Linked DNA regions of Homo sapiens: region 1 is linked to region 2. A link is an interaction called in ENCODE POLR2A ChIA-PET data of the cell type or tissue named here. Cell type or tissue: Panc1. All regions are shown on one strand. Each heading gives the region's core, and the rest is flanking DNA. Links, peaks and the distances in the headings are about the cores only.

What was found. Peaks named below come from ENCODE experiments on the same cell type or tissue, not always from the same donor. Only the 100,000 strongest peaks of a DNase experiment are listed, where the experiment ranks them.
Region 1: POLR2A ChIA-PET joins it to region 2 with 15 read pairs; 2 of 35 experiments call an interaction of 5 or more read pairs at or near these places.

Annotation. Positions count from the first base shown.
Region 1 is chr22:50,064,110-50,073,498 of GRCh38, reverse strand. MLC1 (modulator of VRAC current 1) reads left to right here. Exons shown (of 12, transcript NM_015166.4): 9 at 2,916-2,972; 10 at 4,944-5,066; 11 at 9,301-9,389. Among named protein-coding and RNA genes, the nearest start is that of TTLL8, 11 kb to the right of the region's middle. RefSeq lists enhancers at 1-799, 800-1,682. In Panc1, for the core only: no CTCF peak of the experiment used is centred there; a DNase peak (open chromatin) is centred at 6,099.
Region 2 is chr22:50,158,110-50,169,862 of GRCh38, reverse strand. MOV10L1 (Mov10 like RNA helicase 1) reads right to left here. Exons shown (of 27, transcript NM_018995.3): 23 at 11,657-11,753; 24 at 10,078-10,185; 25 at 9,038-9,175; 26 at 8,808-8,899; 27 at 8,176-8,495. The coding sequence ends at 8,414. Among named protein-coding and RNA genes, the nearest start is that of PANX2, 6.7 kb to the left of the region's middle. RefSeq lists an enhancer at 3,624-4,175. In Panc1, for the core only: no CTCF peak of the experiment used is centred there; no DNase peak of the experiment used is centred there.

The sequences.
Region 1 (9,389 bases), core at 1,390-9,389, 96 kb after region 2:
TCGGCCCCCAAAAGTGCTGGGATTACAGGTGTGTTCCCTCAGAACAGTGAGTCTAGAGCAACCCCTCCACACCCCAGATCCCCTCACAGCCTGTAGCCCACCCAGAGCCACCACCCACCTGCCTCCGGACGCAGACCCCACGAGGTTCTCAGCACCTTGCCGCGTAGTGGCCTGCACACCGGTGTTGACGGCCAGCCCCTGGTTTGTCTCATGCTGTGTGGACTTTTAGATTTTGCCCCTGCTCTCTTATGTACATGAGCAGGAATGGTGAGCACCCAGCATCAGCTACAGGCTCCTCCTGGGCAGCAGTGGGGCTCTTCCTGAAGCTGCCGAGGCCCATGCCTGCCTGGGAGCAGTATGGCCAGGTGGACTGCCGAGAAGGGGCCCACGCCTGCCCGGGAATGGTATGGCCGGGTGGACTGCGGAGAAGGGGCCCACGCCTGCCCGGGAACGGTGTGGCCGGGTGGACTGCCGAGAAGGGGCCCACGCCTGCCAGGTGGACACATCCCATTGGCAGCAGCTGTGTTTCAGCTCCCTGTGGGGGCGAGTAGGCACAGAGCAATGCCCCCAGGGCACCAGTGCCCGACCTAGTGGGCTGCTGAGGCGCTCAGAGAGGGAAAGAGACCCAGGCAGGACCGAGCTGGGATAGAGCCACACCCCCGGAAGGGGTAGGACCAGGCCCAGCTACTGAGACAGAGAACTCACATGGGTGCCCACCCAAGCGGGTCTGTGACAGAGAGAATGACGCCTGCAGGTGTGTACAACTGACCCTGGGGTCTGAAACGCAGGGATTACATCCCGAAGCTGAGGGAGGACAGAGACCACATACCTCCAAAAAGTTGAGAATGAAAGGCACTTGCCCTACCCCCTTCCCTGTCCCTGCAGTCAGCCCTCATCACAGAGGCCCCTCCCATCCCGCAGACCCCTCCTGCCTCGGGGGTGGCTCTGCTCTCTCCATCTTCCCGGAGAGCACCCCCTGCCCATCAGGTGCTGCCCCCTGGGCGCCCCTAAATCCACCCACACTCCCAACCCTCTCTTCAGGGCAGGAGACCCCAGGAGGAGAGGAGAGCGCTGAGGCATGCGTGGTGAGGGACCCAGCTCCACCTGCCTGAGTCTGGCCTGGGTGCGGCAGAGGGGCCCAGGCCCTGCACCATGGGCTGGAGGCAGGTGCTCGGGGCTGGAGTTGGGGGCTGGGCTGCAGGCCTGGACCCTTCCAGGGCAGGGCCCTTGATTGAGCTGCCCCAGCCCCTATGGCTGAGCTTCCTGGCCCTCTAGGGCAGGGGCCGGAGTGGCCATGCTGGGTGAACGGGGAAACTCCCGCCCTCCCATGGCTCACTGGGGCCCTGAATAGGCCACCCTGAAGCCACCATCCCTTCCTGTGCCCTCACTGCTGCTTACAGCTAGAAGGCCCTTTCAGAAGCACCAAGCCCAGGAGAGACCCCTGTATTGACACCTCAGCCTCCCTGGCCAGGGCCACACCCACCTCAGCAGCTGGCTTGGGGCCTTTGCACTGGCAGCCCCTCAGCTCCCCAGTCTTCTCCCTGCTGCCCAGGCTCCCCTGCTCGGAGCCCATCTCTGTCCTGCCCACCCTCTCACCACAGCCCCTGGCTGATGCAGCCCCCTCCCCAGCAGGCCGGGCTGGGGTGCTGGCACCTGGACACCTTCGGGGAGATGAAGAGGATGAAGAGCATGCATCCTCCCTCTGCCTACATTGTGCGGAACTAAGGCAGGCTCCTCACAATAAGTGGGAAAAGGGCATTTCTTGGTTATAAAAAGGAAGAGGTGCCCATCCAACAGAGGAACCTACAGATCCCCCTAACCCAGTGAGTCAAGTCAGCGTCATCAGGAAGGGGCAGTCCACACCCTGGGGCACTGCAGAGTCTCCTCCGAGGCTCCCCAAGGCTCATCATGAGGAAATCCTGTCCCACACGGAGGCCCGACTGCAGCTGATGGGCTGCACCCCCCAGAAGCGACCAGGTAACGGAGGTGACAGAGGCTGAGGGACTCCCCGATTAACAGGGACCCACAAGGAGACTACGAGCTCAATGGCAGACCGAATCCGGATCAGGAGCAAACAAACAAACAGCTCTAGAAATAACATGACCAGGGCCAGGTGCGGTGGCTCATGCCTGTAATCCCAGCACTTTGGGAGGCCGAGGCGGGCGGATCACCTGAGGTCAGGAGTTCGAGACCAGCCTGGCCAACAAGGCGAAACCCCGTCTCTACTAAAAATACAAACATTAGCCTGGTGTAGTGGTGGGTGCCTATAATCCCAGCTACTCAGGAGGCTTGAACCTGGGAGGTGGAGGTTGCAGTGAGTCAAGATCGCGCCACCGTACTCCAGCCTGGGTGACAGAGCAAGACTCCATCTTAAAAAAAAAAAGGAGAAGAAGAAAGAAAAATTATTAAAAAATTAAAAAGAAAGAACATGATGAGGACAACTGGAAGAATCTGGGCATGGACCACATCGGCCCCACGTGGAGTCTCTCGAGCGTGGTCCTGCTTTGGGTGTGTGCAAGAGTGTGCCCTGGGCTCAGCCAGCACTCTCAGGTGTTCAGGCATCAGGCTATCTGGGAGAGCTGGAGAGAGCACAGATATGAATGTCAAGGACTCTGGTGATTTTGGGGCCTCAGATGCCCCCTCCACTGCTCTTGCAGCTTTTCTACAGGCTTAAAATTTTAAACCAATGGTTGAGGAACAGAGAGCACACAAAACCTCTGAGAGGCTACCCCTGCTTCCCTGCGGACCCGTCCCTGCCCCAGCTGCGCCTTTGGGCACTGCACCATCCCCCCTGCCCCCCACAGCAAGCCAGCCAGGCAGCCTGCATGGAGGGGTCACTGGTGGGAGGGCACATGTTTGGAATTCGACTTCTTCGACTATTTCCTCTAAAATCTTTCCTTTTTCTTTTCTCTTAGTGCTTTCCAAGTGCCATTGCCAGTCATGTGGCAGCAGAGTGTCCCAGCAAGTGTCTGGTGGGTGAACCCCTCAGCCCTGGGTGCCAGGGACCCACCGAGCGGGGCCAGGGCCTGGCCTAGCCCTCCCTTGGTGCCATGTGACCAGGCTCCAGCCCAAGAGAGCGCAGTGACTGGGCTGCAGGGCCTGCACAATGAGGAAGGTGGGGTTGTGGGAGGTGGAGGCTGGCCCGCTCAGCAGGGACTGTTCTCAGGGACAGGCAGACCTGAACAAGGTGGTGTAGACACTGGAAGCGCTCTCTGTGCCTAACCCTTGGAAGGAGACCAGTGTCTGAGCATCATCTGCACCTCCTAAGGCTGGTCGATTGTTTTTTTTTCTTTTTTGAGATGCAGTCTCGCTCTTGTCCCCCAGGCTGGAGTGCAATGGCACGATCTTGGCTCACTGCAACCTCCGCCTCCCGGGTTCAAGTGATTCTCTTGCCTCAGCCTCCTGAGTAGCTGGGATTATAGGCGCCTGCCACCATGCCCGGCTAATTTTTGTATTTTTAGTAGAGACGGGGTTTCACCATGTTGGCCAGGCTGGTCTCGAACTCCTGACCTCAGGTGATCCACTCACCTCAACCTCCCAAAGTGCTGGGATTACCGGTGTGAGCCACCACGCCCGGCCGAAACTGCCACAAACTGACCGCAAACAATTGAACTGGTCGATCGTTAATGACTGCTGCCAAAATGTGGACCCTGAGTGCTTTGCAAGGTGACTGCCCATGCTTGGCATGAGTGAAGGCTGTCTCTGAGACTTGATGGGTCAAACAGGAAGATTTGGGGTGGGTTAAAAGGACAGACTTCAGAGCAGTGAAGGAGGTGACCCATGCGGAAGGGCTATTTTTTCAAGAGTGGAGAATTGCAGGTAAATGTTTTTTGTTTCTTGGTTTTGTTTGTTTGAGACAGAGTCTTGCTCTGTCACCCAGGCTGGAGTGCAGTGGTACGATCTCAGCTCATTGTAACCTCTGCCTCCCGGGTTCAAGCGATTCTCCTGCCTCAGCCTCCCAAGTAGCTGGGACTACAGGCATGCGCCACCACACCCGCTTAGTTTTTGTATCTTTAGTAGAGATGGGGGTTTCACCATGTTGGCCAGGCTGGTCTCGAACTCGTGACCTCAGGTGATCCGCCCTCCTCGGCCTCCCAAAGTGCTTGGATTACAGATGTGAGCCACCTTGCCTAGATGGTAAGTATTTCAAAACTTGTGGCACTGTGCTGTGAATGAAAAGGCAGGCTGCTCATGCCTGTAATCTCAGCACTTTGGGAGGCCAAGGTGGGTGGATCACAAGGTCAGGAGTTGAAGACCAGCCTGACAATATGGTGAAACCCTGTCTCTACTAAAAATACAAAACAATTAGCCAGGTGTGGTGGCGCATGTCTGTAATCCCAGCTACTCAAGAGGCCGAGGCGGGAGAATTGCTTGAACCCAGGAGGCAGAGGTTGCAGTGATCAGAGATTGTGCCACCGCACTCCTGCCTGGGCTACACAGCTAGGCTGCCTCTCAAAAAAGAAAGAAAGGCAGGCCGGGCGCGGTGGCTCATGCCTGTAATCACAGCACTTTGGGAGGCCGAGGTGGGTGGATCACCTGAGGTCAGGAGTTCAAGACCAGCCTGACCAACGTGGCAAAACACGGTCTCTACTAAAAATACAAAAATTAGCTGGGTGTGGTGGCGGGCGCCTGTAATCCCAGCTACTCGGGAGGCTGAGGCAGGAGAATCACTTGAACCCGGGAGGCGGAGGTTACAGTGAGCCAAGATCATGCCACTGCATTCCAGCCTGGCGACACAGCGAGACTTGTCTCAAAAAAAAAAAAAAAAAAAAAGAAAAAGAAAAAAGAAAAGGCAGAGGTTTCAGCAGGAGTCATGCAGGGAACCAGCTTGGGACTATGCCCATGAGTGCCCGGCCATGCCCGCCCCCCCAGCCCTGGCCACGCCCGCTGTCCTGGGCTCCCAGGCTCCGGCCGTGGTCCTGCAACCCGCGCTTTTTTTCCAGGTGGAGGTCCTGATTGCCATAAGCAGCCTCACGTCTCCGCTGCTGTTCACAGCCTCTGGATATCTGTCATTCAGCATCATGAGAATCGTGGAGATGTTTAAGGATTACCCGCCAGCCATAAAAGTGAGTTGTATTTTATTTCAGAGCCCCCCAGACATGTGGTGCTCTGCGTGTTGGCCTGGCCCTTGCTGGCTTTGCCTGGGACTCTGGGGGCGCTGGCTCCAGGGACAGCTCCAGGAGGCACCTCCTCCGCTGTTCCTGGGCAGCGGTGACCGTGCTCCCCAATGCCAGCCTGGCCCCAGGGCCTCGGGGCCTCGATTCCGCCCTGTATCTGGGGCCACCACCTGCTTCACAGGGACCTGGGACCCACTCTGTCCCTGAGCCCATTTTAGAATCTGTCCTGGGTTTATGAGACATGCTTTTCGGATTTGCATCAGAACTGCATTGAGTTTAACAGGTGAATTTAAGGAGAATTCAAAGTCCTGTTACTTTGAGCTGACCCAGTAGGAGCTTATCTCCAACACGACTTCTGAGGCTCAGGCACGTGTAGCTAGATGTATTTCTTAGATACCTAGTGTTTTTTTGTTTTTTTGTTTTTTTTTTTCCAGTATAAGTGGTTTTGCACCCAAATCATTAGAAGACCTGTATTAAGCTGTTTGCTCCAGGTCAACATGCGTGTGCTGATGGGGAATGGAGTCACTGCCTGATGGGGGGATGGAGTCACTGTCTGATGGGGGATGGAGTCACTGTCTGATGGGGGATGGAGTCACTGTCTGATGGGGGATGGAGTCACTGTCTGATGGATGGATGGAGTCACTGTCTGATGGATGGATGGAGTCACTGTCTGATGGAGGATGGGGTCACTGCCTGATGGGGGATGGAGTCACTGTCTGATGGGGGATGGAGTCACTGTCTGATGGGGGATGGAGTCACTGATGGGGGATGGAGTCACTGCCTGACGGGGGATGGAGTCACTGCCTGACGGGGGGATGGAGTCACTGCCTGATGGGGGGATGGAGTCACTGCCTGACAGGGGGATGGAGTCACTGCCTGACAGGGGATAGAGTCACTGCCTGATGGGGGGATGGAGTCACTGCCTGACGGGGGATGGAGTCACTGCCTGACAGGGGATAGAGTCACTGCCTGACGGGGGATGGAGTCACTGTCTGACGGGGGATGGAGTCACTGTCTGACGGGGGATGGAGTCACTGTCTAATGGGGTAATGGAGTCACTGTCTGATGGGGGATGGAGTCACTGTCTGATGGGGGCATGGAGTCACTGTCTGAAGGGGGATAGCGTCCTCGGCCTCCCACAGGTGCTGGGATTACAGGAGTGAGCTACAACACCCGGCCCAGGGTTTTTTCTTCACTTCTCTTGTGTTTGCTTCACCCACTCCTACTCCAATTATTTTGTTTCCTGTGACATTTAATATATCTCCTACTTCATGTTGTCTTACAATATGCATATAATTGTTCACGATTACAAGAGACAATATTACCACCCAGGGGCCATCTCCTGAGTGAGCCTGAGGCTTCCCTTTTATCTTCAGCATGCATTCTGCTAGCAGGGGACGGCCACACGCCATCGAAGTCGGCCCCTTTCTGTGTGGGGTTATCCTCTGGGTTCGATACCCCATTAAGTTTAATGGCCTCTGGTTGTATTCCATTTTAGGGCTTGGTGCTTTTTTTCTTTTTAAAATGGTATTTTTTGAATATATAAAATATTTATGTGGTTCAAAAGCCAAACTATAAAAGACGAGCTCAGAAAAGCTGTGGTCTCATGCCTGACTGACCTGCTCCTCTTATGGGCAACCAGATGATAATTTTTTTTTCTTTCTTACAAAATAGCTTGTATACTAGAATCACTATTCTGTACCTTGCCATTTTTTTTTTTTTAAGATAGAGTCTCACTCTGTCTCCCAGGCTGGAGTGCAGTGGCACAGTCTTGGCTCACTGCAACCTCTGCCTCCTGGGTTCAAGTGATTCTCCTGCCTCAGCCTCCGGAGCATCTGGGATTACAGGCATATGCCAACACACCCGGCTAATTTTTGTACTTTTAGCAGAGACAGGGTTTCACTATGTTGGCCAGGCTGGTCTTGAACTCCTGACCTTAAGTGATCTGCCTGTCTCGGCCTCCCAAAGTGCTAGGATTACAGACGTGAGCCACCGTGCCCAGCCATATACCTCGCTTTTTAGTTATGTATTTATTTATTTTATTTTTCAGAGACAGGGTCTCACTCTGTTGCCCGGGCTGGTCATGAGCTCCTGGGCTGAAGCGATCCGCCCACCTTGGCCTCCCGAAGTGCTGGGATTACAGACGTGAGCCACTGTGCCCAGCCATGTACCTCGCTTTTTAATTATGTATTTACTTATTTTATTTTTCAGAGACAGGGTCTCACTCTGTCGCCTGAGCTGGTCATGAGCTCCTGGGCTCAAGCGATCCGCCCACCTTGGCCTCCCAAAGTGCTGGGATGAGGAGGCTTCTGCCACCGTGCCCAGCCCCTTGCTTGTTTTTTTAAACTTAATAATTTATCCTGGTGTTTTCTCGATACCCAAGGGGATCAGAGCTCTTCTGAATTCCTTCATCGCTCCTGACTGCCCGGTCAACCCAGCCAGTCCCTAGTGATGGAAACTGAGTTATTTCCAACCGTCTGCTACTATAAATAACTCCTCCGTGAACAACCTGCACGCATCTTCCTTTTGAATCCTCAGCGCATCTTTAGGATATCCAGCTAGGAGAGAGACTGCTGGGTAGAGGGTAGGTGCAGCTGTCATGCTGATAAATCTCGGCGACCTCCTCAATGGGGGCCGTCCACCTTCCCTCCTGCCAATGGCGTGAAGGTGCTCACTTCTCCACAGCCCCCCACAGAGGGTGTCACGCTGGAGTTCGGTGACACGGGTGGGAGCACCTCCGTCTCAATGTGGGTGAGGACGAGGACCTCTTACAAAGCATGAGGACGTCTGCATTGCTTTTTCAGTGGACTCTGCTCATGTCTCCTGACCATTTTCCGCTAACCCTGGTGCCGGGGGAGACCAGCTCCATCTGTGATGGAGGATACAAATGGTGGTCTCAGCCTGGCGGCTATTTCTTGTTCTGCTTGTTGTGATTTTTGTTATGTGAAAGCTATTTTTTTAAATAGTTAAGTTGATTAATATTTTCTTTAATGGCTCTGGATTTTTTTTTTTTGAGACTGAGGAAAGCATAGGCTTTGCAATAAATGGTGTCTCAACAACCGAAGAGCAAAGACCACATGGGGCCCATGCCTTTACCATCCTCCAGGGTAAACTCCAGCTGGGAACACAAGTACCAGACTTTCTAATAATTACTTAAAATCCAGGCCGGGCGTAGTGGCACATGCCTGTAATCCCAGCAGTTTGGGAGGCCGAAGCAGGCAGATCACCTGAGGTTAGGAGACCAGCCTGGCTAACATGGTGAAACCCCGTCTCTACTAAAACTACGAAAATTAGCTGGGCGTGGTGGCGGGTACCTGTAATCCCAGCTACTGGCGAGGTTGAGGCAGGAGAATCGCTTGAACCTGGGATGTAGAGGTTGCAGCGAGCCGAGATCGCGCCACTGCACGCCAGCCTGGGTGACAGAGGGAGACTGTCGCAAAAAAAAGTTTTATGTTAACTTGAGAAGAGCTGTTCGTTCTGTTTCTTCTCTTACTTTTTGTAGCAGTGACATTGGATAGATGTTTGGCTCTTTTGTGTGTTAACATTTAGTTGCTTTGTTTTTCTTGAGCCAACACGGGAAAGCTATCCATGGGCACAGAGGGTTTTGGGTGCTCCGTGGTCACTCTCTGGCCCCCTGCATCCTCGGCCGCTCCCTCCATCCTCTTCCCTGCCGAGCTCACCGCGCTGCCTCCTGCCCCTTCCTTCCTAGCAGCTGGTGCTCAGGGGTGAAGCTGTTGGGGGTCTGTGCACCCCATCCCCCCAGGACGGCTGCCCCCTGTCTCCTCCGCTCAGGATCCTGCTGACACGGAACGGTCAGCGCTTCTGCCTCCCGCGGACATTCTCTCTGGCTCTGGGACTGAGCCTTGCGCGTGTTGGAGCAGGAGGGGTGGAGCGACTTGACCACTAGCAGCCAGCACTGTCCACGGGGCCTGGCAGTGGCTCGGTCACTTTTATTCCTGTATGTTGAACACAAGCTGATGGAATTTAAAGCAGAATTGACCTCATTAATTGAGCTAGAATGATTATCATCAGGTTGTTGAAATAGCAATGCGTTTGGGTTACTGGGGCTCCGACTCGAGCCCTGGCACCTGCTCTTTGTGAAGGCCGTGGGCACGAGGGAGCTTTGGTCTCCTGGGCTGGAGGGCGGCTGGGCCACTCTGCTCACACCTCCTTCCGCCTGCAGCCATCCTACGATGTGCTGCTGCTGCTGCTGCTGCTAGTGCTCCTGCTGCAGGCCGGCCTCAACACGGGCACCGCCATCCAGTGCGTGCG
Region 2 (11,753 bases), core at 1,581-9,580:
CGGAGGTTCCCGCGCTCCTGGGGTGCTGCGGCCACTGGCGGGGAAGCCGGCGCTCTCTTCTCTGGGCTCGGGCGCCAGTGCGCGGGCAATGAGGGCATCTCCCCGCCCCACACCCTCCACTGCAGCCCCGGCCCCACCCGACCCCCCCACCCAGTACCCCCAGTCCCGCCGCCGTGAGTGACCCCATCACCCCCGCTCCTGCAGCCCGCACCTCCTTCCCCCACGCCCCATCCCGTCCCCTGTTCCACAGACGTTCCCGGGGCCTGTGCCAGCTCAGGGGGTCCCCGCCGCCTCCCTGACCTTCATTCCCTCCGCTCCCCACAGCCCCGCCCTCCGTCCTGTTCTCCCTCGGGGAGCCGGGGGTCTGGCTTCAGACGCGGGCGCATCCCGCGTGGTCCCTGCCTCTTCGAGGCAGCCGTTTTCCCTCGTGCAGGTCCCCTTCCCACTATACCAGGACGAACGTGCACGATCTTTCATATAAAAGATTTAGTGTGATTGGAGTTTTAAGTTCATTCAATAATTCATTCCAAAAATGTATTTTGAGCCCGTGTTCACAGGCCCGGCCACTGCTGTGAGCAAACCAGGAGGTCCCCCTGCCTCCCTGGGCTGCGTAGGGGATGTGTCTGCTTTGAGCTTTCACGCCGTCTGCGTTTTTAAAGATCCTTGCATGTTTTCTGAGGGATGCCAGCCCCTGACTTCCAGCAAACTTCATCCTGAGGCAGGCAGTTCAGCTACATCCAATCCCAGCACCCAACCACCCAGTCACCCCAGATAAACCCAGTCACCCCAAATAACCCAGGCACCTCCAGATAAATCAGCCCTGGCAGATAACCCAGTCACCCTGACAACCCAGGCACCCCAGATAAACCAACTCACCCCCCGATAACAGTCACCCCTACCAGATAACCCAGTCACTGCCAGATAAACCAGTCACCTCCCAAATAACCCAGTCACCTCTCACATAACCTATTCACCCCAGATAACCCAGTCACTGCCAGATAAACCAATCACCCCAAATAACCCAGGCACCCCTCACATAATCTATTCACCCCAGATAACCCAGTCACTGCCAGATAAACCAGTCACCTCCCAAATAACCCGGGCACCCCTCACATAACCTATTCACCCCAGATAACCCAGTCACTGCCAGATAAACCAATCACCCCAAATAACCCGGGCACCCCTCACATAATCTATTCACCCCAGATAACCCAGTCACTGCCAGATAAACCAGTCACCTCCCAAATAACCCGGTCACCTCTCACATAACCTATTCACCCGATAACTCAGTCACTGCCAGATAAACCAGTCACCTCCCAAATAACCCAGTCACCTCTCACATAACCTATTCACCCCAGATAACCCAGTCACTGCCAGATAAACCAGTCACCTCCCAAATAACCCAGTCACCTCTCACATAACCTATTCAACCCAGATAACCCAGTCACTGCCAGATAAACCAGTCACCTCCCAAATAACCCAGTCACCTCTCACATAACCTTTCACCCCAGATAACCCAGTCACTGCCAGATAAACAATCACCCCAAATAACCCGGGCACCCCTCACATAACCTATTCACCCCAGATAACCCAGTCACTGCCAGATAAACCAATCACCCCAAATAACCCGGGCACCCCTCACATAACCTATTCACCCCAGATAACCCAGTCACTGCCAGATAAACCAGTCACCCCAAATAACCCAGTCACCTCTCACATAACCTATTCACCCGATAACTCAGTCACCCCCAGATAACTCAGTCATCCCAGATAAAATCATCATCCCCAAATAACCAAGTCACCCTTCAGGTAACCAGATAAACCAGTCATCTCCTAGATAACCGAGGCACCCCTCAGATAACCCATCCCGTATAACCCAGTCACCCCCAGATAACCATCACCCCAGAGAACCCAGCCACCCCTCACATAACCAAGTCACCCCCCCTCCCCGACAACTCAGTCACTCCCAGATAACCCAGTGCAGTGAGTTCCAGCCCCTCCGAGCGACCCGAGTGTGGCTGCTGGGTGGCTGCCTTTGTTTTCCAGATGCACTTTCTGCTTTCGCATGGGTGCCTCTCCATGCTTTCCAGAAGTGCTCGGCCAGTCCATGCTCTCACCATCCCTGTCTTCTTTCCAGCTCTCAGCCCTATCCACCTTCTAGTATCTGCCATTCTCGGGGGGAAGGGGGGGCGGGTGTAGCTTCCAGGTGCTTTGAGTTTATCTCTAGCGGTTTGTGTGCACGCTCTCTTCAAACCCTGAGCACTGCATCACTGGTCAGAGCTCACTGTAACCCTGAACTCCTGGGCTCAAGCAATCCCCCCACCTTGACCCCCCAAGTAGCTGGCATTATAGATGCACGCCACCATGCCCAGCTTTTTAAAATTGTTACTATTATTATTATTTTTTTGAGACAGAGTCTTGCTCTGTTGCCCAGGCTGGAGTGCAGTGGCGCGATCTCGGCTCACTGCAAGCTCCACCCCCCGGGTTCACACAATTCTCCTGCCTCAGCCTCCCAAGTAGCTGGGACTACAGGCACCTGCCACCACGCCCAGCTAATTTTTTGTATTTTGTTTTTAGTAGAGACGGGGTTTCACCGTGTTAGCCAGGATGGTCTCGATCTCCTGACCTCATGATCTGCCCACCTCAGCCTCCCAAAGTGCTGGGATTACAGGCATGAGCCACCACACCCAGCAATTTTTACTATTATCTTTTGAGACAAGGTCTCACTCTGTTGCCCAACCTGGAGTGCAGCGGTGGGATCTTGGCTTACTGCATCCTCCATCTCCTGGGCTCAAGGGATCCTCCCACCTCAGCCTCCTGAGTAGCTGGGACTGCAGACATGCACCACCACACCTGGCTAATTTTTTTGAGAGATGGGGTTTCGCCATGTTGCCTAGGTTGGTCTCGAATTCCTGGGCTCAAGTGATCCTCCTGCCTCAGCCTCCCAAAGTGTTGGGATTACAGGCATAAGCCACTGCACCTGGCCTTAAAATTTTTTTATCTGTAGAAACGGGGTCTCACTATATTGCCCAGGATGGTCTCAAACTCCTGATCCCCCCACCCCCACCCAACCCAGCCTTGGCCTCCCACAGTGCTGGGATTGCAGGCATGGGATTACAGGTGTGAGCCACGCTGGGACTGCAGGCATGAGCCATGCTGGGATTGCAGGCGTGAGCCACGCTGGGATTGCAGGCGTGAGCCACGCTGGGATTGCAGGCGTGAGCCACGCTGGGATTGCAGGTGTGAGCCACGCTGGGATTGCAGGCTTGAGCCACGCTGGGATTGGAGACGTGGGCCACGCTGGGATTGGAGACGTGGGCCACGCTGGGATTGGAGACGTGGGCCACGCTGGGACTGGAGACGTGGGCCACGCTGGGATTGCAGGCTTGAGCCACGCTGGGACTGGAGATGTGGGCCACGCTGGGACTGCAGGCGTGGGCCACGCTGGGACTGCAGGCGTGGGCCACGCTGGGACTGCAGGCGTGAGCCACGCTGGGATTGCAGGCGTGGGCCACGCTGGGATTGCAGGCTTGAGCCACGCTGGGATTGCAGGCTTGAGCCACGCTGGGATCGGAGACGTGGGCCACGCTGGGATTGGAGATGTGGGCCACGCTGGGATTGCAGGCTTGAGCCACGCTGGGATTGGAGACGTGGGCCACGCTGGGATTGCAGGCTTGAGCCACGCTGGGATTGCAGGCGTGGGCCACGCTGGGATTGCAGGCTTGAGCCACGCTGGGATTGGAGACGTGGGCCACGCTGGGATTGCAGGCTTGAGCCACGCTGGGATTGGAGACGTGGGCCACGCTGGGATTGCAGGCTTGAGCCACGCTGGGATTGCAGGCGTGAGCCACGCTGGGATTGCAGGCGTGGGCCACGCTGGGATTGCAGGCTTGAGCCACGCTGGGATTGGAGACGTGGGCCATGCTGGGATTGCAGGAGCCATGCTGGGATTGCAGGCGTGGGCCACGCTGGGATTGCAGGCTTGGGCCACGCTGGGACTGGAGACGTGGACCATGCTGGGATTGCAGGCGTGAGCCACGCTGGGACTGCAGGCTTGGGCCACTGCACCTACTGCATTTGTTTTGCATGTTACGCCCCTGCCTGGGGCAGCATCTGGGCCACAGCACCTTTTCAGTGAACAACGATGGTTATGAGTGGGTGTGATCTTGCCTGCCTGTTGAGCACCACTGGCCAGTCACTGTCTCGCAGAGGAAGCGGTGGGAGCTTGACAAGAAGAACGCCTGTGGCAGAGCCAGGGCCTGGACTCAAAACTCGGCAACTTGGCTGCCATCCTCATTCCCGGTGAGTGGAACGGTGAGCAAAGGTCCATGATGACACCCTGGCCGCCCAGCCTGTTACCCTCCTCAGGAGGATGTGTGGCAGGAGTGAAGGGTCCACCCCTGCGGTCTTCACACTCCAGTGGCCCAGACTGGAGGACAGTCTTCCCAAATCCCGTATTATGGGAGCAGCTGCTTCTTTCTCTTGGTGATACATTAACATGAGATTTCAACACATGGAAGGATCTTGAAGACGATGCGTGCTGTGCAAAGCTTGTATTCCCATCTCTCTCTTTAAGCGAACAAGCTTTCTGAGCTTCTATATCCATGAAGATGAAAAACAGGAAAAAAAACTGACAACCTGTCTCATTTCCGCCCTAAGTAATATCTTCCCATGATGACATTAACTATTTGCAAATAAGCCCCATACGGATAATAATGCATTTCTGGCCAGGTGTGGTGGCTCACGCCTATAATCCCAGCACTTTGGGAGGCTGAGGTGGGCAGATCACTTGAGGTCAGGAGTTCAAGACCAGCCTGGCCAACATGATGAAACCACGTCTCGACTAAAAATACAAAAATTAGCCAGGCATGGTGGCATATGCCTGTAATCCCAGCTACTCAGGAGGCTGAGGCAGGGGAATCGCTTGAATCCAGGAGGCGGAGGTTGCAGTGAGCCAAGATTGCACCACTGCCCTCCAGCCTGGGCGACAGAATGAAACTCCATCTCAAAAAAAAAAAAGCATTTCTAGCTCAATTTTATTTTTGTTTATTATGAAAATTGGAAATGTATGCGTATCATTTTGATTGGGTATTTATAATAATCGTAAGAATAACAATCGGCCAGATTGTTCCCATGTTAAGCCTCAGTGCTTGTATTTTGTCAGGGTGCGCTGAGACTGGTGTTTGGTAGGGACAGGCCAGACCATGCCACAGTAATAGACGTCAACAACAGCCCAGGTTGTTTGGCCCCACACACTGCTCACAGGGAGACTGGGGGCTCTGTCCCGCCATCCTCAGCCTGACACGTGGCGGCCCTCGCCCCCGGTGTCCGGTGGGGAGTGGGGGGTGAGCTGCCCTCTGCCTTCAGAGCCTTCGCATCAGCGATGTCACTGGCTTTACACACCTGTGGTGGTGAGGGAGGTGGGGGTGAAATCCCGTTCTGTGCCCAGGAGAGGAACAGAAAATATTTGTGATGCCCACACCTTTCAAACCTAACACATTTTGCATTAGGATACAAATATGGGGGGGAGTGGAATAGAAATATGAGTTCAAGGAAAAGAAGAAATAAACTTTCTAGCTGTGAAAGAACAGCTTGCTGGTGTCCTCTAAGTGGATGATGGTATCAAACTGTAATGGCATTTTTTGTTGCACTGGATACACTGAAAAGGAAAATGGCAAGATTTGGGCCGGGCGTGGTGGCTCATGCCTGTAACCCCAGCACTTTGGGAGGCCGAGGCAGGTGGATCACCAGGTCAGGAGATGGAGACCATCCTGGCTAACACGGTGAAACCCCGTCTCTACTAAAAATACAAAAAATTAGCCGGGCGTTGTGGCAGGCGCCTGTAGTCCCAGCTACTCGGGAGGCTGAGGCAGGAGAATGGTGTGAACCCGGGAGGTGGAGCTTGCAGTGAGCCGAGATCGCACCACTGCACTCCAGCCTGGGCGACAGAGCAAGACTCTGTCTCAAAAAAAAAAAAAATAAATAAAAAAAAAAATAAAATAAAATAAAAATAAATGAAATGGCAAGATTTATAATAAGCTGTGACTTACATCATAAGCACGTTTAAAATGTGAAGAAGAAAAATCTTAGATAACCAAAAAAACGAGGGAAGAGATGCACTCCCTTAAGGTTTCATTTAGGGGACTCCAAGCACCAAAGTTTAAGACCTCTGTGTAGCAGCCTGGCCAACATAGCAAGACCGTCTCTACAAATAATAATAAACAAATTAGCCAGCTGTGGTGGCACACGCCTGTGATCTCAACTACTTGGGAGGTTGAGGTGGGTGGAACACTTGAGCCCAGGAAATCGAGACCAACCTGGGCAACATGGCGAAACCCTGTCTCTACAGAAAATTAGCCAGGTGTGATGGCGTACACCTGTAGTGTCAGCTATTTGGGAGGCTGAGGTGGGAGGATCACCTGAGGCTGGGAGGTTGAGGACGCAGTGAGCCATGATTGTGCCACTGCACTCCAGCCTGGGCAACAGAGCAAGACCCTGTCTTAAAAAAAGCCCCAAATCCTGTGCAGACGACACCTGCCTGCAGGCCCCACTTGCCTTTGCTTCCCTTGCCTTGCTTTGCAGGGATTCATGGCTGGCTGAGCAGTGCTGCCTTCCCTGTAGCCTGGGCCCCTCCAGGGCAGCCTCCTCACTGACCTCCTTCTCTTCCCCTCCCTCCCTGTCACCTGACAGCCTCCCTGCCACTCTTGCACCAGCAAACAGGTGCCCCGAGTCCTTTATAGAATGACCCCGCCTGGTCTCCTGCCACCCTGGGCACACGCCAGATCATTGCTGAGGTGTCCCCCAGCTGAGGACACCTGCCCAGCCTCAACACTGGCTCCCCACGTCTCTGCCCAAGAGCACTCCCTCAAGTGTGGACCCCACACCTGCTTCTTGCGTCTCTCCCACCTGCCAGGACATCCAGGTCACTGAGCCCAGAGAGGTGGCCTCTCAGTGTCAGGGCTGACCCCAATGATCCCCTCACCTGGGTCAGAAAAGTCCCCAGCCTCCGTGGGGGGCATCCCTTCGATTTGGGGTTGACAGGATGGAGAGGTCCTTGCCCTAGGACTTCTGCTCTGCAGAGAGAGTCCAGCAAACGCTGGCTGCAGGAGCACTGGGCACAGCGGCCTCCACGCATGGGGGCTCTGCCTGGGCCTCCACGCACCCCTTAGCACAGCAATGACAGCTCTGCCTGGAGAAACCCTTCAGTTCCTAAACACAACTCATGCAGAAGCCACAGCAGGTGATGCCGCATGCAGTCCTGGGCCCTGACATGACGCCGCCTGTCTGGAAAGTGCTTCCTCCTACATCAAGTACTCCCTGGAGTTGTGACCACAGATCTTAGCATCACCCACAAGTTTAGTAAACAGACATGATCCCTGGTGTCTTGAGACCTTCAGGAGACAGTGGTTTCTGCTTGCCAAGCAGACGCTACCTCTAAGTGGAGACACTGAGCATTTGTTTCCTGGGAGCAAGTCGTGGGGGAGGGGGTGGGGGAGGGTGCAGGGCAAGGCTCCCAAACTTTGAGGTGGGCCAAGCCTGCACCCTTCTAGTCGGCTGCTGGTCTGTGTCTCGCTGTGGGGATGGGGGCATAGGCCAGGTAAGACCCCCCGTAAAGCGGTGTTGGCCTCCTCTGGGGCCCTGGGTGTATGCAGGCGGCATCTCCGAGCCTGGGGGTCCTGTGTTCCAGCCGGGCTGCTGTACTGAGACCCTGCACCAGGCTGAGGACAGTGCGGGGCTCACCCCAAGTGTTCTTCCTGCCACTGCTCTGCTCCTCCTGGCCTGAGGTGCGTTGCCCATCTCCACGTGTTTTATTTCTGGCCCAGAGATGTGTTCTAAGGACCCCTAAACTCAGTACCCCTAGGGTGCAGGCCTGCACCCAGGAACCCGCCCAGCTGCAAACTCCCAGAAGCACTGGGCCTAGGGCAGGCCTGAGTGCCACCCTCACAACCCTGGCCCCATGTAGAGCCTCAGGCCCTGTGGGCTCTGCATGCCTGGTCCATGGCCCTGGCGCTCTGCTGAGTGGAGCTGGCAGCCTTGCCTGGAGCCTGACACACGGCTAGTTCAGGTGAAGTGGACAGCAAGCCATCTCCAAAAACTGCGCCAGCAGGGCTGAGAGGCCACATGAAACCCTGGTCACCACTGACACGGGCACACATCTCGAGGTGGAAAGGCTTCTGGGGGTCACTCGAGGGTTTATTTCAGGGTAGGCGGCAGTGACTGCCCTGTGGCAGGAACAGGCTGGCATATGCCAAAGTCAGGGCAGCAGCAGCTGCGTCCAACCTGGCAGCCCCACACCCACACACGACCCTGCCTGGCTGCGAGACAAGGGCAGGCCACAGGAGCCACGGAGCAGACTGTAACGGCAACGTGGCCAGGCTGAGCACATGGCCTCCCTGCTGTCAGCCACTGCAGATCAGCTGGGCTCCTGATGCTTCTCTGGTCCTGTGGATTCTGGCACCACTGGGTAGGAGGGGTCTGCCACCCCCTCGCCACAGCTGTAGACAGAGGAGAAGCGGATGGCCAGTGAGCCAGGCTCCCACAGCGGGCTGGGAGCTGCACTCTTTTCCCAATGTGGGTTTTACAAGGGGACTTAGTTTACCCTGTTAGCCTATGTGGGAAAGGTGACATGACCCCAAATGTCCAGGAAACAGTGGCTGCTGCAGCCCAGGATGAGGTGAGGACGGTGGCCGGCAGAGGGCTAAGGCTGCAGGTGGGTAAGTGGATGGGGGTGAGGGGAGCAGGGGAGGGCAGGCTAGAGCACGTTCTAGAGCCAGCCTGTCTTTGAGGAAGACAGCAGAAGCGCTCACTTTTGCAGAGACTGCAGTGCAGGAGGTAAATCGCATCCCATGTAAACACCGTTTGTAATACTGTATTCCAGCAAAGCACCAAAACAGGGGTCCTGTTGGCAATAACAATTAGCCTGGTGTGAGAGCAAGTGAAGGCCCCATGTCTCCTGGTGCCTCGTACGTCTCACCCCGAGTGACCCGGACCCTCCCTCCTTAAGTGATCACAGCCCACCCAGTGCCTGAAAACTCACTCGAACGAGAACATGGGGGTTTCCCAGCACTATCAGCAAAGCTTTGGGTCTGGTGATTGCAACATTAAATCTTTTTGAGTTGGACAAGAAACCCAAAAAATATCGATCATCTTCAAATCTATCTTCATTTGACCGTACCTAAAAGCACACAGAGATGAATAAAAATGGCACTTGAAGTTTTTGGGGGGCATGAAGAGAAACTCTTGATATATAAAAACATTTAAAAATGTTAAATAGCAGAATGACCTCATTTTTGGTTCAAAAAGAAACAGGAGGCCGGGCGCGGTGGCTCACGCCTGTAATCCCAGCCTTTGGGAGGCCGAGGCGGGAGGATCACGAGGTCAGGAGATCGAGACCATCTTGGCTAACATGGTGAAACCCCGTCTCTACTAAAAATACAAAAAAAAAAAAATTAGCTGGGCGTGGTGGTGGGCGCCTGTAGTCCCAGCTACTCGAGAGGCTGAGGCAGGAGAATGGCGTGAACCCGGGAGGCAGAGCTTGCAGTGAGCCGAGATCGCGCCACTGCACTCCAGCCTGGGCGACAGAGCGACGCCATCTCAAAAAAAAAAAAAGAAAGAAAAAAAGAAACAGGAGGTGGGGGGAGGGGGAGAAGGGGGAGGAGGAAGGGCAGCAGAAAGGGGTGGGTCTCATCGGCACTCCATCTGCAGACAGGGAGCCCTCACGCTTGCGGCTGTCTGGATGGCGGGGTCTTAGGGGCTCTCCTGCGGGTACCTGCCCTCCCACTCTCTGCTCCTCAGCTGCCTGTTCTTCCAACTTCGTGTCCCTCCTTCTCCAAGGCATTCACCATGTCTTCCTGGGTCCCTTCTCTTTACTCTCCTGTGTCTTAGTCTTTGAGTATTGTTTTAAAAGACCTTCCCACAGCCACTGCTTACAATGGCTCCTGGACCTAGGGAGTCTCCGCCTGCAGCTGCTTCTCTGGGCTGGGAATCAGCCTCTGCCCCTTTAGATCTGAAGCCCCCAGAACCCCCAGGGCAGCAAGCACCTGACTGTCCATCCCCACGGAGAACAGGGATACCTACGGTCGAAATGATGATGACCAGATACTCTTGTCCTTGAAACTCCTCTACTGATCCAACCTTTATATCCATCAGATCAACATTACGCAAAAGAATTCTGATTTTCTCCACCTTGAGAACAGATTAAAAGAAAGACTAAAGATAACACTGTACAAATCCATTTCTTTTCTTTTCCTTTTTTTTTTTTGAGATGGAGTATTACTCTGTCACCCAGGCTGCAGTGCAGTGGCGTGATCTCGGCTCACTGCAACCTCTGCCTCCCGGGTTCAAGCAATTCTCCTGCCTCAGCCTCCTGAGCAGCTGGGATTATGGGTGCATGCCACCACACCCGGGTAATTTTTTGTATTTTTTAGTAGAGAGAGGGTTTCACCATATTGGCCAGGCTGGTCTTGAACTCCTGACCTTGTGATCCGCCTACCTCGGCCTCCCAAAGTGCTGGGATTACAGGCGTGAGCCACCACGCCCGACATGTACAAATCCATCTCTTTACACATCACAGCATAAACCAAATATTGGCCAAGGTGCAATATTGTTTTTTAATTCTTTATTGCTTTCTTCTAATCTGAATTGATTAGAACACAAATTGCAGTTTTAGTTAAACTGGGGACGGGGGACAATGCTTACTAGGAAAGCCAAGTTTCATGTGGAAAATCCTCCCTCCCCACAAGCACATATCAAGGATGGAGGAAATCCTTCAGGAGAAACGAGATGCATGTCTGATGCTTAGAGCTGAGGATGGCAGCTCTAAGCTGGATGTCTCAGCAGGATGGCACCTACAAGCTGAGGTTAAGACACCAGGACACTGGCTGTGTGATGTCTGGCAACTTACTTGTCTCCATAAGCCTTCGTAATCTCTGTACCTCTGGGAGAACTAAGCACTCACCTCTCGAGTCCCCGAGGTCAGAAAAAAGGAAACATAACATCTTTGACGGGCTCTGCGGTCAGCACACGCGCGGTACAGGTGATCTGTTACTGTGATGGCCTAGGGGACTCACCTTTTCTTCTGTATTTTGGGGGTTCTTTCCAAGTTCTGCTTGGTGGTGTGAACACCACAGGGACACATGCTTCATGAATGAAACCTGGTGTTCGGCATGGGAGGCACCTGTGTCCCCACCAGAGCTCCAGAGCCACTGTGAACGTGTGGAGATGCTTCCTGGGACCAGCCCCTGGGGCCTGGGGACGCTAACTCTCCTATAATCACATCACAGAGTCATACGAAATGAGAAGCGTCCCATTCAAATATACCCAAAGTGCCCCCTTTGAGAAACACTGGGTTAGAGCTGGGGGTTGGCAAATGTTTTCCCAAAGGGCCAAATATCAAGGGACATATAAATGTAACCATTTAGAAATGTAAAAACTGTTCGAGGCTCTGGCCGTAGAAAAGCTGGCAGCTGCCCGGAACTGGCCCATGGATGGCAGTTGGGTGACCTCTCATGTTGAACGACATTCAAGTGCGGTCCTGCCCCTTTAAAAACCTGCTGCTGCTCACAAGGAGCTTGTTCCTGCCTCTGTGGAGCTGCAGGAGCCAAGGAGCAGGGCTGCAGGGACCTCACAGAACCAGGCGTGCCTGGGCAGGGCGTACCTGCTTCCGGTAGGGCGTGATGACGCCAATGTCGCTGGCAGACACCTGACTGGAGATGCTGTGGGCCAGGAGGCAGCAGTAGCGCAGGACCTGGACG